Regions from separate parts of the Homo sapiens genome. Here region 1 is linked to region 2. Evidence: chromatin contacts called from ENCODE Hi-C or POLR2A ChIA-PET data. All regions are on one chromosome and are shown on one strand. Each heading gives the region's core, a stretch centred on a gene start or an enhancer-like site at or near the end of the contact. The rest is flanking DNA. Distances are from core to core; before and after follow the strand shown. Region 1 overlaps SCNN1A (sodium channel epithelial 1 subunit alpha). Region 2 overlaps CD9 (CD9 molecule).

Region 1 (2,902 bases), core at 278-2,777, 150 kb after region 2:
TTGCAGGGCCAGCCAGGGCAGTGGCTGGGAGTGGCTGCCACGGAATCAGGTTGGGCCTCACCTGCTGTGTGTACTTTGAAGGGTAAAGGTTCTCAACAGGAACATCACTGCCATTCTTGGTGCAGTCGCCATAATCGCCCCCAAGTCTGTCCAGGGTTTCCTATGAACCCACATACACCAAGAGATCAGAGGACAGAGCAAGTGCCTCTGGGTTCTCTGCCTTCCCTCAGTTCCAGGTTGTATCTCACACCTGCCAGCCCCTCCTACTGGCCTCGCCCTCTCAATACATGCTTCCAGCCACCCCCATGCCCACCCACTGCTCATTTCAAGGCCACTAGGCCCAGAGCATCCCCAGAAACCCTAAGCATGCCTTGAATGCCTTCTCAGCACTTGTCCCCCAGGGTCCACCCTGCAGGGCTTTACTTCCCAGTGCCAGCCCCTCTGCCCCTCATTCCTGCTCCTGAAGACCTCCACATGCTCAAGGCCCACCCCACATGCTCTCCCTCTCCAGCCTCCCATGCCTCCCCGCTGCCCCTCTGCAATCTGAGGCGCTCCTTCCAGGCCTCCCAGTCAGCATCCTTGCCTTCCTCATGCTGATGGAGGTCTCCACGCCAGGCCGCAAGTTAAAGCCACCATCATCCATAAAGGCAGGTTCATCCTGCCCGTGCACCATTACCCGGGCCCCAGTCACTGTGGACAGCAGGGGAATGAAGTCATTCTGCTCTGCGCGCAGCATCAGGGACAGACCTAGGGGTGCAGAGAGAGCAGAGTTGGCAGAGGCGGGAATCCTAGAAAAGAGTTAGGAGATGGAAATCCACTCTCCCTTCCTTGCCCAGTCTCTAAAGCTGCAAGAGAAGCAAGTTCAGGAAGACCCGCAAAGGGACCTGGCAACCCCTGAGCTGGAATCTGGAGGCAGGAGGAAGACCTGGGACGGGATTCCTCTCATGCCTGGAACGGACTATGTGGCACCTATTGGGGAGAGACAGCAGGCAGGACCCCTCCCAGCAGCTCTAGGAGGTGAGCTCAAGGTAAGTACAGGTGAGTGGCTGAAGCAGAGGGCGCCATGGAGCAAGCAGGGAGCTTCTCACCGTTGTTGATTCCAGGCATGGAAGACATCCAGAGGTTGGAGTTGTTCTTGTCATTGAAAGTATAGCAGTTTCCATACATCGGGTGGTGGAAGTGAGAGTAATTCCTTATCAGGAAAGAGAGAGTAGGGTCAGAGAGGAAAGTGTAGGTGGTGCAGGGAATAGGGAGATGAGGCAGAGAGAAATGTCCACTCTCTTAAACTCCTACAGGACTTGTGCCTTTCAGAGCCATTTGTTTCCTGATCACCTACTATGTGCTGGCACAATGCTGAGAGCTTTACTCACACTCCCTCAGTCACTCCAACCAACAGCCTGTGAGAGTCTCATCCTCATATCACAGAGGAGGAAGCTAAGGCTCAGAGAGCTCAAACAGCTGGCCCAAGGTCACACATCTACCTTCTAGTCCAGGCTCCTCTCACCAGGCCATCTGGGTTCACCGGCATTGACTTCCGTGCTGCCTTGTAACTTCTCTCTTGTTGCATTACAAAGATTCTTGCATGTCCCTAACTGCCCATGCATCTAAGTGTTAGTTCCCCATTGAATCATGAGCTCCTTGATGACAGGAGCCACATCTCATTCATCTCTGTGTCATCTCTGGGTTAGTTGCATAGATCCTGTCATCTAGGAGATAGAGGAGATGATTAATAAATAGTTGTTGAGTGAGGAATGAATGAATGAATGAATGAATGAATGAATGAAGGGGAGGAGGGGAGCAGGGTTAAAGGAGAAAGTGTGACCAGTGGTGAGCACGGAGCTGAGGGGAGGAAGATCAGTACCAAGTGTTTCCTGGGAGCCTCTTGCATCAGTATGTCTCAGAATGGTAGGTCCAAAACTCATCTGTGACAGGTGTGGGGACAGAGAGAAAGCAATCACAGAGGCAACACAGCTGCAGTAGGACTGCAATTTCACAGCAAATCACAGGTTCCAGAACAGGGAGGCTGTGTGGGTTGTAGCACAGCACATGTGCCACACGGCACAGAGAGGATCTGTGTTCTGCTACCCTGCCATCTTGGAGCTAGCGACGGGAGCCAGGCAAAGACGGAAAGGGGACTTCGGCCAGTGAGCAGCAGAGGAGGACTAAAGAGAAGAGGGAGAAGAGGCTGGCCAGAGATAAAGGGTGGGGTTCTGGTTGTACGGTCTCAAGCAGGTCATTGTTTCTAAGCTTATTCTCCTCCTCTGTAAAATGTAGGATGATTCTGTAAAATGAGGAGATTGGAACTAGGTGATCCGGGATATTCCACTGGCCTTGAAGAACAAAGGCACAGAGGCGTGACATACTGGTGCACATTCTAGGATGTACTGGGAAGTCAGCACTTCTAGAGCCCAGGCTAGATGCAGGGAAGGACTGAAGGAGAGGCTACAGAGGTGGCCAGTCCTGAAGGCTGGTGAGCCCTTCGCACACAGAGAGGGGACAAGTATAATGGTGGGTGCTGCCCCCATGGAAAGCAGGCACAAGTTCCATCAGCGGTGGAGAAACACGGATGGGTTTTAAAACATAGAGCTTCGAAAAAAAAAAGTGGTGGGGCACAGTGGCTCACGCCTGTAATCCCAACACTTTGGGAGGCTGAGACAGGTGGATCAGTTGAAGTCAGAAGTTTGAGACCAGCCTGGCCAACATGGTGAAACCCCGTCTCTACCAAAAATACAAAAATTCGCCAGGCGTGGTGGTGGGCACCTATTATCTCAGCTAGTCGGGAGGCTGAGGCAGAAGAATCGCTTGAACTTGGGAGGTTGCAGTGAGCTGAGATTGCACCACTGCACACTACAGCGAGACTCTGTCTCAAAAAAAAAAATAGTAAGAGGTGAAATGAGATCTA
Region 2 (2,874 bases), core at 314-2,813:
ACAATACATGGGTCATAGGAGAAGAACCTCGACTGAGGCTAAAAATACCATAAAGTTAATCAGGCAGTTTTATTAATTATGAATTTATTAATTCAAAACCTATTCAAGGATTTTAGTTTTTTTTGTTTGTTTGTTTGTTTTTGTTCTTTTTTTTTTGAGGTGGAGTTTCACTCTTGTTGCCCAGGCTGGAGTGTAATGGTGCGATCGCAGCTCACCGCAACCTCCGCCTCCTGAGTTCAAGCCATTCTCCTGCCTCAGCCTCCTGAGTAGTTGGGATTACAGGGGTGTGCCACCATGCCCGGCTAATTTTTAGTAGAGACGGGGTTTCTCCATGTTGATCAGGCCGGTCTTGAACTCCTGACCTCAGGTGATCCACCCGCCTCAGCCTCCCAAAGTGCTGGGATTACAGGTGTGTAGTTTAATGTCTTTTAAACCTAAGTTGATTGAATGTAGTATGATAATACAGTGTACTGATTTATTAAAACTCTAAATGAAATGATCAGCAAAATCATACTATTTGTGAACTCATCATTGCTTTTTTTGTTGTTTGTTTTGAGACAGAGTCTCGCTCTGTCACCCAGGCTGGAGTGCAGTGGCGCAATCTTGGCATACTGCAACCTCTGCCTCCCAGGTTCAAGTGATTCTCCCGCCTCAGCCTCCTGAGTAGCTGCGACTACAGGCACATGCCACCACGCCCAGCTAATTTTTGTATTTTTAGTAGAGATGGGATTTCATCATGTTGGCCAGGCTGGTCTCACCTCAGGTGATCCACCCACCTCTGCCTCCCAAAGTGCTGGGATTATAGGCGTGAGCCACCGCACCGGGCTCGTCGTAGCTTTTCAAGTCAATAGAAATCTGGTGTTTGAATCCACATCATGTCTTCCCTTGTAGGTGGGCAGTTGCAGTGTGTAGTGTGCATGCACACCCCAGATTTATGCCCAACTCCACTGGATGTTTTCTGGGTGGGGAGTCATCCATACCTCCCTCAGCGGCCCCGTTCCTAGAGACGGGAGGCCCTTCCCACTAAGACATATTCCTCCTGCTCTCCATGGTGCAATGTAAACATCTTCTTTCTCACAATGTGGGACTGTGGATTTAAATTTATTATTGCTAAGCTCAGATGTTTTAAAGCTTCCTGTCTACAAGCCTGAGAAAATCTCTTCATACTCTCCTTTCCTCCTCTCTAGTCAAATTGTAGCCCTGGCTCCCTAAGACACAACCCTTTAGAGACCCAGACTGCAAATTTCTTTTTTTTTTTTTTTTTTTTTCTGAGATGGAGTCTCATTCTGTTGCCCAGGCTGGAGTGTAGTGGCACAATCTCGGCTCACTGCAACCTCTGCCTCCTGGGTTCAAGCGATTCTCATGCCTCAGCCTCTTGAGTAGCTGGGATTACAGGCATGTACCACCATGCCCGGCTAATTTTTGTGTTTTTAGTAGAGATGGGGTTTTGCCACGTTGACCAGGCTGGTCTCGAACTGCTGACCTCAGGTGATACGCCCACCTCGGCCTTCCAAAGTGCTGGGATTACAGGCGTGAGTCACCGCGCCCAGCTGGGACTGCTCATTTCAAATAGAAATTAGATTATCTTCTAGGATGAGGAGGGACACTTTGGCCTTCTTTGTCATGGGAGGCTGGCACTCTCCTCTAGGACCCTGGGGTGTGTCTTGAGAGCTCGTGCCCAGGGCTATAACACAGAGAGGCCTGTGCTGATGTCATCTTGTTCTGCCCTTTGCTGGCAGGGTGGTTCTGGGGAAGGGCAGAGGCTCCGGGTCCCACTCTGGGGCTGTTTTCACGGGGGATGGAAGGACCATGGCCACTGAACGGGCTGCGGTCCCGTCTATGGACACAATGCCAATGGGCAGCTGCAACAGTGCAGCCAAGGGGAAAGGAGGATGTGCGAGTTGCCCTGGAGAGTCCCTTCCCAGAGCGCCGCCTCTGTCCACCCTGACTATATGACCAGTGGAACCAAGGGTGTGGCTGAAGCTCTCAGGACAAAGGCCAGGGAGAGGAAGCACCGGCTGTTTTTTTTAGACTCTCTTCGAGCACCCACTACCCCCACTGCCCCCAAGCGAGGCCAGGTGTAGGTGGCATCTCCAGCCCAGGTGGCCATGCAGCTGCCCTGCTGTCAGGGAGGAGGCGCGTCTGCAAGCTGCCTTCCTTCCGGTGCAGATGGGCTCCCTTGTGGCCTTTAAAGATCGAAAACACCACTTTGAAATGGGATTAGATATGAATGGGGGGGAAACAGGCAAAAGGGAAAAAATTCTGGCTTCAGAATAGAAGAAATGGATCAAAAACACAAACAGCTTAACAAAATAATTGAGAATTGGGGCTCTGCAGTCAGACCATTCTGGGTTCAAGTTCTAACTCTGCCACTTACTTGCCCTGTGATCTCAGTTGAGCAACTTTTTTTTTTTTTTTTTTTTGAGAAGGAGTCTCGCTCTGTTGCCAGGCTGGAGTGCAGTGGCGTGGTCTTGGGTCACTGCAACCTCTGCCTCCTGGGTTCAAGCGATTGAACAGCCTCAGCCTCCCAAGTAGCTGGGATTACAGGCACGCACCACCATGCCTGGCTATTTTTTTATATTTTTAGTAGAGATGGGGTTTCACCATGTTGGCCAGGCTGGTCTTGAACTCCTGACCTTGTGATCCTCCCGCCTTGGCCTCCCAAAGTGCTGGGATTACAGGCTTGAGCCACCGTGCCCGGCCCGAGCAACTTAACTTTTGTGCCCCAGTTTTTTCATCTAAAAAATAGAAGACAATATTACCTCTTTGGTGGGCCTATTCTGAAAACTAAATAGTTCTGGAGAAGTGCTTAGGGTGGGGTTGTGGAACATAGATAGCAAATATTTGAGTACTTGCTGCTAGTAATTAGGTGAC

What was found. Hi-C counts contacts between places; a loop is a spot of excess contacts on that map. ChIA-PET counts read pairs that join two places held with the same protein, here RNA polymerase II (POLR2A). Pooled maps may share reads with other maps.
Region 1: a loop to region 2 is called in a map of OCI-LY7, with 8 times the contacts of the local background. The contact joins two enhancer-like sites. A Hi-C loop is called at or near these places in 2 of 168 maps with a recorded cell type or tissue (OCI-LY7 and PC-9) and 1 of 50 pooled maps. POLR2A ChIA-PET finds 5 or more read pairs at or near these places in 2 of 52 experiments (H1 and PC-9).

What each region holds. Positions count from the first base shown.
Region 1 is chr12:6,354,689-6,357,590 of GRCh38, forward strand. SCNN1A (sodium channel epithelial 1 subunit alpha) reads right to left here. Exons shown (of 13, transcript NM_001038.6): 5 at 1,089-1,192; 6 at 584-747; 7 at 62-160. LOC107984500 (a long non-coding RNA gene) reads left to right here. Exons shown (of 4, transcript XR_007063191.1): 4 at 837-1,091. Among named protein-coding and RNA genes, the nearest start is that of TNFRSF1A, 14 kb to the left of the region's middle. Within about 2 kb of position 1,528, at least 4 of the 41 ENCODE cell types and tissues checked have a DNase peak (open chromatin) inside an H3K27ac peak, as active enhancers do.
Region 2 is chr12:6,208,433-6,211,306 of GRCh38, forward strand. All of the region lies in intron 1 of CD9 (CD9 molecule), which reads left to right. Among named protein-coding and RNA genes, the nearest start is that of CD9, 9.5 kb to the left of the region's middle. RefSeq lists enhancers at 1,924-2,547, 2,578-2,874. Within about 2 kb of position 1,564, at least 2 of the 41 ENCODE cell types and tissues checked have a DNase peak (open chromatin) inside an H3K27ac peak, as active enhancers do.